2 separate regions of the Homo sapiens genome follow, and region 2 is linked to region 1. Evidence: chromatin loops called from intact Hi-C (ENCODE). Cell type or tissue: A673. All regions are shown on one strand. Each heading gives the region's core, and the rest is flanking DNA. Links, peaks and the distances in the headings are about the cores only. Region 1 holds the start of LOC107984993 (a long non-coding RNA gene). Region 2 overlaps MSI2 (musashi RNA binding protein 2).

Region 1 (5,378 bases), core at 233-5,232:
TCTGAATGTTAGAATAACAGGTTTCCCAAGTGCCTGGCAGAGAAGGGGGTGTATAATGATGATGATCTTTCGTGGGAATAACAGCGGCCACCGGCTTATCTGGCGCAGGCATTATTACATCTGAGTCGCCTGAAGTGCCATTTGTGAAGACCTGGTATTTATTGTCCTAGATTATTGGGGTGGGGGAGGGTGAGGCAGCAGAGGGGACACTTATCATCCCGTCAGGGCTCGACAGCCGAGGGGCAGCTGCTGGGTGCGAAGGCCACAGTCAGCGGGAGGCCCCTGTGTGTAACTGGAGATTCCGGGGCGATTATGCCCAATTTATCACGCACCTCATGAAAATACAATCCACCACCAAAATGACTGCTTTTGGAAACTGTCTTGTCTCTTTTGAGCCGAGACTGGAGACAACCAGACAAGGTTCGGTGGTAATGAATAAAGAAACATTACTTTCTGAACACAATCTTCTGTCACCAGTCACTTTTCAACAGACATTCAATCAAAATGCTAATAGCAGCGGCAACAAGGGACCGCGGTTATTGTAATACTAATTGATTGGTTGGAGGGTGGGTTTTGATAAGTGCAGCCGAAGATTTCTGAAATATGATTCTCCTTAATTACTGTGATGCTAATAAAAACGAACAAATGATTTAATGATGATTTCCTGGGTAATGGCTTAAAGATTTTGTTTGAGTTTAAAATGAGATAGGGTAAAAAATACACCAGAAAAATAGGGCTCTGGTGGGTGGCCTTGCCTTTATCAAACCTAGGCATGGGGATTCAAATCCAAGAATGCCCTTGGAAGGCTGTGTGGCATGGTGATAAAGGCCTCTCCTGGGCAGCCAGGGACGACCAGGCTGTGGGTGGATTCCAGCTTGAAGTCATTGGCACTTCTGAGAGTGGATGCTGATCTGTCCATGTGTTCCCTTTGGGTTTCCCCAGGATGGCCAGGCTGTAGCCTCCCGCTGTGGGGCAGAGTGAAACCCCCTGCCCCAGGAGAGGTACATCTGTGCTTGAGGCTCTGGGGCTTCATGCTCTTGTCCCACGGCCACTGTGTCCTGGGCCCTTCCATGTTCCAGGTGCAATGCTAGTTCTGGCAGTACTGCAGGGAACAAGGCAGGCCAAATCCCAGCCCTCCTGAGCTCATGTTCTGCGGGGAGAAGGAACATACATCACACGATTTCAGGTACTGCTGAGGGCTAAGAAGAAGAGAAAATAGGGAGCTGTTGGCGAGGGGGCCTGGGCCTACTCTGTTTAGGTGGGTAGCTGGGAGTGGCCTCCCTGAGGAATAGGCCTTGGACTTGGGAGGCAGAGAACTGTGAGAAAGGCATTCCAAGGAGCAGATAACAGCAAGTGTGCAGGACCTGGCATGGGAAGGAACTGATTGATGTGTTGGTAGGACAGGTGGAGGGCTGGGGCCTCCAAGAGGGACAGTGGTAGAGATGACTGAGAGAGGCAGACAAGCGCTGGATGGTAAATGACTTGTGAGCCAGGCAAGGCAGATGGGAACCCTCAGGAGGAGGTCAGAAGGGCAGAGGCATATGGCTGGTGCTCTAGAAAGATCCCAGTGGCTCCCTGAATTAAGGAAGGACGGGGATGCATGTTTGGAAGCAGGGTGGCCAGTGGAAGTTTATTGGAGAAGTGCAGTGGAGAGCTGATGGCGTCTTGGGTGAGGGTTGTACAGTGGAGGTGGGGAGAGGCAGTGGGATTTAAAATTTATATTTGGAGACAAGTTATGGTAGATTCTGATGGATTGGAAATGGGTTATGAGGTGAGGGGAGAGAGAAAAATTAGAGTGAACTCTAGGTTCTTGGGTTGAGCTCTTGAGGGATGGTAGTGCTATTCAATAGTATGGGGACTGCTTTGGTGGAAGGAACACATTTTAAGAAGAAAATCAGTTGTTCTGTTTGAAATTCCCATTGGGATCCATTTGGTGATGTTTAGTAGTTGCATAGACAAAAAGTACACACACACACACACACACACACACACACACACACACACACACACACGTCTCTGGAGAATTAACATAACCTACCCAATTGTTTTTGCATAAACCTCTCTAAGGAAAGGATTGTTTCAGGGGAACTCTGAGTAGATTTTATCATCAGTGTGGTAGACAGTGAAACTTGGAGAAAGGGTGGTTGTTTGGTCCCTAAACACTCCAGTTTTTCTAGCATTCAGGGTCCCCTGTGCTTTTCTGTTGCAGTTCATCCAGAGTGTTTTGTGAATGATGTTGCATTCAAGAATCAAAGCATCATTGCATCCACCCCAACAGGGAAGAGAGATCCCATAGATGTGGACGCTCTTTAGTACGCATCGTGGCATCCTCCTCCCAGTGTGTGTAGAGGGGTTTGGGCTCACTGTGAATGTCCTAGGAAAACCAACTCTGGGGTCCAAAGCCCTGACCACTCCCTTCTTCTTAACAGCTCCCTGGGTCTCTCAGATTTCAAGGGCTTAACCTGTACAGAGGGGCTTACCCTTTGTATCCCTGTCCATGCAGATCATAGGTGGGCCTCCCTGGGGTGGGTGCAGCTCTGACATATTAATTCGTTTAAAAAAAAAATCAGATTTGTGTTATTGGGGTGGGAGTGGGGGCTTAATTGGGGCGGAGAGGCAGTGATAGCCTTCCTTTCAATTTGTCAAGCTTTCTTTCAAAAGATCTGCCAAAGAAGAAAGGGTAATTAATAGGCTTGAAGTCATTTCCGATGTGTCAGGATTTCTGCCTTGCTTCCAAGTGATAATGTTCGCAGGCTCCGGGCCTCTAGGGAGCCTTCCGTCTTATTAACTTGTCTGGGAGAAACAGGGAGTAGGGACAGCTCGGGCCAGTGGGTGACAGGAAATAAAGATTTGTGGTGTAGTGAGCTGTAAACACTAGGGCTGGAGAAGTTTGGTGTGGGGGGCTGGGAGCGGGTGGGGGTGGTGCAGAGGGAGAGGGTTTGCTCTCAAACTCCACTTCATGAAGCAAAGTCCTAGAGTTTCCTGGGTCAGATGGCCATTCGGAGTCAGCCCGGATAACCCCAGGGAAGAAGTGCTTTTTAATGAGCAGTGTTTAGACACTCGGCAATTTTTGTGTGTGTTCACCTCTTCACCCCTTACTTCTCACTGTTTGTTTACCCTTCCCCCCCCCACCCCCCCGCCAAAAAAAATCATCTCCCACTGAAAAGATCTTTGGACTTTACAGTGGTTATTCTCACAAGCCCTGGACATTGTCTGCACACATAGACACCAAACTTTTGACTTTTCCAAAGACAGAATTATTTTATTTGTTTGTTTTTTAAAAGGCTTGGTCTCACTATGTTGCCCAGGCTGGTCTTGAACACCTGGGCTTAAGTGATTCTCCCACCTGGGCCTTCCAAAGTGCTAGGATTACAGGCGTGAGCCGCCGGGCGCCGGCCGACAGAATTGTTAATGAGTATATATTAAGCATCTAATTGTGCATGCTGCCATCTAAGACTTGGCCAGTTATGTGGGCTTGGTGCCTAGCCTGCAGGGGTTTATGCTTTGCGAAAACAAGCCCACCTCCCCACTGCCCTTTTTTTTTTTTTTTTTTTGCAACAAATGGGTTTAGTTGCACAGTGCCCAGCATGGGCTGCTGTCCGGCAACTAAAGTCGTGGTTGAGAGTATGGAGAAGGGATACTGTTTTCCTTCCATTTCCGGTAGTTGCTCACTACCATGACCCTGTTGTTGTGATAGCTCTTTGCTGTCCTTTCTACCTCACCTTCACCCTATCCTCAGCTATAATACCGTTTAGCTTTGCAGATTAGGAGCTGGGTGAATATAATGGTTCGAGTGAATGGATGAATGAGAATAGTCATTGTAGGCACTGCTGAGGCTTTTTCATACATCCCCACATTTAATGTTTACAGTCTAGCCCCTCCATTTACCTAATGGGTGACTGATACTCAGAGAGGTTAAGTAACTTGACCAAGGTCACACAGCCAGTAGGAGGTGGAGATTGGGATTTGAACCCAGGAATCCTGTTTGACGATAGCTCCTTGACCCCTAGGTGGGCTCCTGCATTTGTACTCAGGGGCAAGGCATCAGTAGTTGGCAGAGATCTTAGCTTGATGCCCAAGGCCTTGCTGAGTAGAGAAGGGAGTTCAAGAGAGGCTTGGAGATGGTCCCTTTTTGGAGCAACCTCTGACTGCAGGGAGGTCAGTTGAGACCCTGGACAGGCATCCAAGCATTTGGAGGAGGGTTGATGCTGGAGCAGGAGCAGCATCTTCACAGGCTGTGGTCACTCCTGAGCTGGGGGAAGCCACCCTGCCTGTCTCCTCTCCCTACCCCATCCCCGCCTTAGTTGTCAGTGAATGCGGTCTTTTCTGAGCTAATTAGAAATCTCAATAGGATCGAGAATAGCTGCCGAAGACAAACGCCCCTTTTAAGTGCTATCAGTGCATGGGAGAGGGGGCTTGCAGAACTGTTCTTAGAGCTTGGGTTTGGTGGCTCCGGCTGGCAGCAGGAAGCAGTGGTTGTCAAGGCCTTACGGCAGCTAGCCTGGGGAGGACAGCATCCCAGGCGACCTTCAGGATCAGTGCAAGCACAGATCTCCTTGACGGACACCCCCGTTTGGGACTTGTTCTTCTCCTTTGTTAACAAAAGTGCTTAAGAAGTAAAAATTGAGTTAGTATAGGAAACCTGAAGTAAATAATGCTGGCTTCAGCTATATGCAAGCTGTTCCTCACACACTGTGCTTTTCATTGTTTAAAATAGCAAGGTTTGGATTTGGGGGGGTCACAGGGAAAGAACACGATGTCTCTTTTACTTTTGTTTTTGTTTTGCCTCTTTTTACCTTTTCTTTTCCAAAAGTAATTTTTGGGACAGAATCAGAAGTGAAGCAAAAATCCAAACGAGCTCTCCGTTTTCTTAATACCTGTCTCCCCTTGTCTTTTTCTGTCAGGTTTGAAGCCGGGCTGGAAAATGTTGGAGATTTTCAGCCTGGGGAAGAGTCGAGGTTCAGGACATTTTTCCTTTTCCTAGGAAAACTCAGAGCAGGGTTAGACAGTTCGCACATCCAAGACCAACACGCATAGGCACACACGTAGCCCTCTGTCTAGGGCCTGATTCAGTCTGCATTCGAGAGTGTTCTGAATGAGAGCACTGTGTTGGCGTCTTCCACACCAGCCTCACTTCACAGGAGAATTTTTCAGGAGCCATTTTTCTATTAAACTCAAGAGCAGAAATTGATGGGGGGATGGGTGCTCTCTGGAGATGTAATTTGAATTTATTTATTTTAATGATTAAAGAGAAAGAATGGTTATTATTCACATGAATGACCTTCTCCCGGTGCTTTTTTGAAAGGAGTTGTGTTGGTTTATTCAAAGTGGCTTAGAACTCACATAATGGCTTACTTCTGTGGAGCTTTCTGAATGAA
Region 2 (5,378 bases), core at 327-5,326, 66 kb before region 1:
ATATCCAACGTTCTGCCAGCATTCAAACCCAGGTCAGAACAACTGAAATGTGTTATCTTTCTACTTCACATTACCAACTCATGAAGGTCCATTTATTTTTTTTGAGTCGGAGTCTTGCTCTGTCACCCAAGCTGGAGTGCAGTGGCGCAGTCTCAGCTCACTCTGCCTCCCCAGGTTCAAACGATTCTTCTGCCTCAGCCTCCTGAGTAGCTAGGATTGCAGGTGCCCACCACCATGCTCGTTTAATTTTTGTAGAGATGGGGTTTCACCATGTTGGCCGGGCTGCTATCGAATTCCTGACCCCAAGTTATCCACCTGCCTCAGCCTCCCAAAGTGCTGGGGTTACACATGTGAGCCACCACGCCCAGCCACGAAGGCTCTTTTGTCAGGAGAAAAAGCTGTTTCAAATATCAGCCTAGCAAAGTTAAAATATGAAGAATTAATGTTGGCATGTTAGATATCAATGTAACCATTAAAAACAAACCCAAAATAAAACCCCCCAAAAGCTATAACTTTCTTAATATTTCTTAGGCCAATAAACAGGACTCATGTTGACATTAACTGAAGTTCAGGCTCCAACCAGCAGCAGGAGAGTTTTGAAGCTGCAGAAGAGATTTCTTGTCACCTTCATCAGAGTATCTGCCTTACCCTAAGCCCTTCAGTAATATATTCAGAATTTCAAGATTGGATCATGTGAGCAGGACTTAACAGGCCTACCTCTGCCTGAGCTTGGCTGGGTTTCAGACCTCAGCCGCAGAGACGAGGCACTATAAATAGACGAGGGAAAGAGATTTAGCTCAAAAATCCTGTGTTCTCAGAATTGCCACCTTCTACCTTTTGGGCCAAGCTGTCCTAGCGTTGAAGCCATGATGTTTGCCTAGGTAACTTGGCATGAGTTAGTTTTCATGCCAGCCCACACCCCAGTCACAGAACCATGGTTCCTTGATATTAGGTGAGCATTGACAAGAAGGTGACTTTAGCCTTGGCCCTAAATATGAGGAATACAGTCAGAGAACTTCTTCCTTAGTGGCATGCAGTGAAAGGAGTGGGTTTGTATTGCCAGTGACCATTAGGATGTGAAGACTGGAGATGGCATTGATAAGGGAGACTCATAGGATTTCAGTGACTCATAGTACAGGATGGTATACACAAGGCACTGGAGAAAGACCCATTTCCTCTGGGTTCATGGTAATTACAAATGCCTTTAGTAATCTCCCCAGGCTGTTAACCATTGTGGGTGCAAGGAAATCTGGGTTTTCAGTGACAAGGTATTAAAGCCTGCATTTCCCTGTTGTTAGTAGTTGCTGCTTCTTAGCTTGATTTCCTTGAAGAGACTGAAGAGTAGCAGCCGGCAAGTAATGTCTTTCAAAAGGATATATCCATTCTGCTGAAAAGCATGGAACCAAAATAATCTGTAACCTATTCCACCCAAATAAATAAGTCAGCAAATAAGTCTGCTTTCATTGTATTGTCTTCTCCATAAATATCCTTTAAATTGAGGCTGAGTGACAAGATATGCTTCTGCCACTAAAATGGTATCACTGATGATATTGAAAGAGCCTTTAAAATACCACAATTGTCACTGAAACTATACTTTGCTTTTTTTCCCCCTTCTCCTTTGCTAGTAACTAGGTCTCTTTGGGAATTTTTAAAGTGACAATTGGTAGATTGTAGTCGATGATATTTCTTCCACATAATACTTCTGAATGCCACTCAACTCTGCCTTGATTGGCTCCAAATATCCCAAAGAAGAAAAATGTTTCATTTGAAAATGTAAAGCTTATTGGAGGTCATTTGCTCCCTAACTTTTACCCCTTTGCAGAAGGGGCAAGGAAAAGGCAACAGTGGTAAGACTCGGCCTCAAAGGAACATAACTGCTGTCAAAATCAATCCATAGCTATCGGCTTGAGTACAGGGTGGTATATGCTTATTAGATTCTCAAATGTTATTCAGCTTGATTGCAGCTTTTATACAAAGGAGTTAAGACACGGGTAGGAAAGATAATAGAACTATAAATTGCAAGACAGCTTCTTATGAAATCAGTAAATTATTCATTTAACAGTTCACTCTTTGTTGATTTCATGTTGCTATGGCACCTCAAGATGGAGGCGAGTCAGTCCACCGGCCCAACCAGGGGCCTTACACAGATGCACAAATCCTGGTGGAAGGCAGATAATGCATTACGTACAACCTTCGGCCACATGATAAATTGCCTGTTTATCTGGCAAATTCCAAGGAGATCTGCTGGAGAGAACTGAAAGAGATATCTCACAGTGGCTAACATTTCTTGGAAGAGACCCAGCCATCTCAGGGTTTGAGTCAGAATCTGTTTAAGAAGGCATTAAGAATGCATTGTCTTGGAGTGTCTTGCCTGTCTCCCGAGATTGTTGGAAACACCATCGGCTCACAGTTGCTTTGGCGTTCACGCTACAGTAAATGCCTGACTTCATTTATTATTTTGATGGGCAAAGAAAACTGCCTGCCGACAGCCATGCTCCTTCCTAAGCTCTTCCCAGACTTACTTTTGTAGTCCTTCTCTACCCGTGTACAATTTGATTTCTTGCTGCTTGTTAAATTATTGTACTTACGAAATATATTGCCATGGCCAAGTCTGTCATTCGTGTACATGGCGTGGAAGGGAGTTTGGGTGCCAGAGGAGTTAGGAAGCTTGATGCTGTTGTTGGCCGTGACTTTGGTGACAGTGTGACCTTGGACAAGTTCCTTTATCTCTAGGGTCTCAGCATCTTCATCTGAAGCATGAGAAGTTTGGGGTGGTCCCTTCCTTCTTTAACCTCCCGAGACTCTGTGCCTCTCACATGTATAGATTCCCTGTTTGTAGACAGCAGTGCTGTTATGGGGACCTCTGAAGGCTATCTGAATGTGCCTGCATTTAGCAAGTCAAGGCCAGACCCTCCAGATGCACTGGACTGTGGGGACATTTTGTGTGAGTGAGACTATTAAGAATTTAGCAGTTCATTCTGACAGCTTGATAGATGGAGTGGTTTTGCATGGCATCCATGTAGGAATTGACTAAAAAGGAAACATTTTCTGAGAGTCCGGCTGTGTGTGCATGCTGGGAGGTTTTTCTCAAATCAGATTTTAAAACTTTGCTCTGAAAGACCAACAACAATAACCTAATCCAATATCCTTGTATATTTGATTCTACTGACCATAACATTTCTTAATTTCTGCTTTTGGCTTCTGTAGCCTAATATACTAATGATAATAAGTATTAGTGTTGTATTAGGAGGTAGATGCTATTATCCCTCTTGCATTGGTTGGAGTCTAGTTAGGGGATAGAAACCATGCTAGTTGAGCTGTTCTGCTTATAGAGTAGCCATTCTTTATTCCTTTACTTTTTTAATAAACTTGCCTTAAAAAAAAAAAAAGAAAACATGCTAGTTGTTTGTACACAGAGAGTTAAGCTAAGGAAGTGTTCATGGGGATGTAAAATTAACTAACTGAAAGAGTAAAAAGAAAACTAAGGAATTGGTTCTTCAATATTAGGGTGCATCCGAATCACCTCTGGGGCTTATTCAAACACAAATGACTGGCGCCCCCCAAATTCACATTTCTAATACGTTTTCGAGTGATGCTGATGTGGCTGTTTTGCGGGGCCACGCTTTGAGAACCACTGCTGCCAGGTACTGCGGAGGTAGCAACTGCAGGAAGCCACCACCCTTACCCTACCTAGGGCTGATGAGGGAAAGACTAAAACTTAGATGTTTGGAGGAGGAACCCAAGGCCTCTGAGGAGGGATCTGGGCCACTGGTGCTCATGTCTCTGAGGGGGTGGATGCTGTGTTGCTGGTTCTGCAAGTGTTGGGAGAAACTACACGCTGGATTCAGCTGCTGGTACAGGAAGGCACCTTTACTGCCAGGATGAAGAAGCATTGCTGGGGTGATGCTCACAGGAACCACAAGCCAATAGGAAGCCCCCAGGCAGCAGATGGGAGGGAGCAAGACCCTCTTCCTCCTCCAGCCTTAGGGTCTCCCTCTAGCACACGCTGTTGGCAGAGCCTACCAGGGAGCTAGGGGCAAATCAAAAATGTAAGTGGTTTGTAGGGTCCCAGGTCTAGTGGAGAATAAGTATAAAAGGGTGGGTTTGGAACCGAGAGCTGGTTTTACAAATGGAGAAACGGAGGCACTTTCCCAAGGTCTCTCATACTGGGTGGCAGGGATGGAATTTGAACCCAGGTAGTTTGGCTGCAGAGCCCTTGTTTAACCCCACCTCAGGCTGTTGGCTGAGAGGCCATTCTCTCTGGCTCACCTTCCTCCCTGTGACTGTTCTTGGCCTCCGTTAGCAGTCGCTTCTCTTTCCCTGCTCCTCAGGCAGATGCCCGTAGGACTTCATTCCCTGCATCTTCTCCCTCCACCTCTACCCCTAGCATCACCTTTAGGTGAGTGGGTCCATGTCTGTACCTCCACCCTTGGCTCCTTCGGGGGAAATGCCAAGCTTGGAAGGCCAGTGATTTCCTGGACGTTTCACCTGGAATGTTCTGTAGATTCCTCAAATATTTCTTCCCCCTCGGAACTCAGTACTGTCAGCCTCAACAGCTTCCTTTCTTCTGATTATTTCAGATTCTAAATCTGTTTTTCATTAGACTGGCTTAGTAGTTACCACAGCCTTCTTTGTACACTTCTCTACCCAGTTTATCCAGTAAACTGTGATTAGAGAAGTGTGCCTTAAAAACAACTGTGTTCATGTCATTCCTCTTCTTCCCTGTGGCCTCTGAAGAAAGCTGAGGCTTCTCAGAAAGCAGTTGTCTTCATTGCTGAGTGCTTGGACCCTCTGTGGAGCATGCCCTGTGTCCTTTCCCTAGGTAGTTCCAGCTTCTCCAGCCCTGCTGGGCTACTCATGGCCTTGGCTTCCGTCCTCTCTCAGACCACCCATGGTTGTTTTTGTCACTCTCATGTCAGCAATGCCACCATTTCCACCCCATCAGAACTCTTACCTGTGCTCGAAGACCCAATTCCACTGCCACCTGCTCCATGAGGCCTTCCCTGCTTCTCTCTCGGGGAAACATGGTCTCACCTTTCTGTAAACTCCCCTGGGTTTTATCTGTGTCACTCCTGCACAGGCAAGGCCCTCTGCCCACTGGAGGCTGAGTCTTTGTCTGAGCAGATTCATATCTTTTCTGTTTCTGAATTTCCCAGGGTGCCTCGTGTAGAGCCCTTAGTGCCGGCTCACTGCAGAGCTGAGTGTTTCCAGTTCAAATGGGTGTTCCCAGAGTGGGTTTTGTTTCCCATTTAAGAACAGCCTTCCTGTCATCCAGCCTCAAACAGGTTGGCCTGGACTATTCTAGTCTTAGGAAAGGTGGCCCAGGTGTGAAGCCACAGGCCACACTGTTGCTTTTAGCACAAGTTTCACAGCGAGGA

Evidence for each region. Hi-C counts contacts between places; a loop is a spot of excess contacts. Peaks named below come from ENCODE experiments on the same cell type or tissue, not always from the same donor. Only the 100,000 strongest peaks of a DNase experiment are listed, where the experiment ranks them.
Region 2: it touches region 1 in a loop (7-fold over the local background); 1 of 110 quality-filtered maps calls a loop at or near these places.

Annotation. Positions count from the first base shown.
Region 1 is chr17:57,545,778-57,551,155 of GRCh38, forward strand. All of the region lies in intron 7 of MSI2 (musashi RNA binding protein 2), which reads left to right. LOC107984993 (a long non-coding RNA gene) reads left to right here and starts at 3,556. Exons shown (of 2, transcript XR_001752947.3): 1 at 3,556-5,378. In A673, for the core only: no CTCF peak of the experiment used is centred there; DNase peaks (open chromatin) are centred at 2,294 and 2,784; H3K4me3 peaks cover 380 bases; H3K27ac peaks cover 1,894 bases.
Region 2 is chr17:57,479,893-57,485,270 of GRCh38, forward strand. All of the region lies in intron 6 of MSI2 (musashi RNA binding protein 2), which reads left to right. Among named protein-coding and RNA genes, the nearest start is that of MSI2-AS1, 130 kb to the right of the region's middle. In A673, for the core only: no CTCF peak of the experiment used is centred there; DNase peaks (open chromatin) are centred at 729, 1,179 and 2,239; H3K27ac peaks cover 2,766 bases.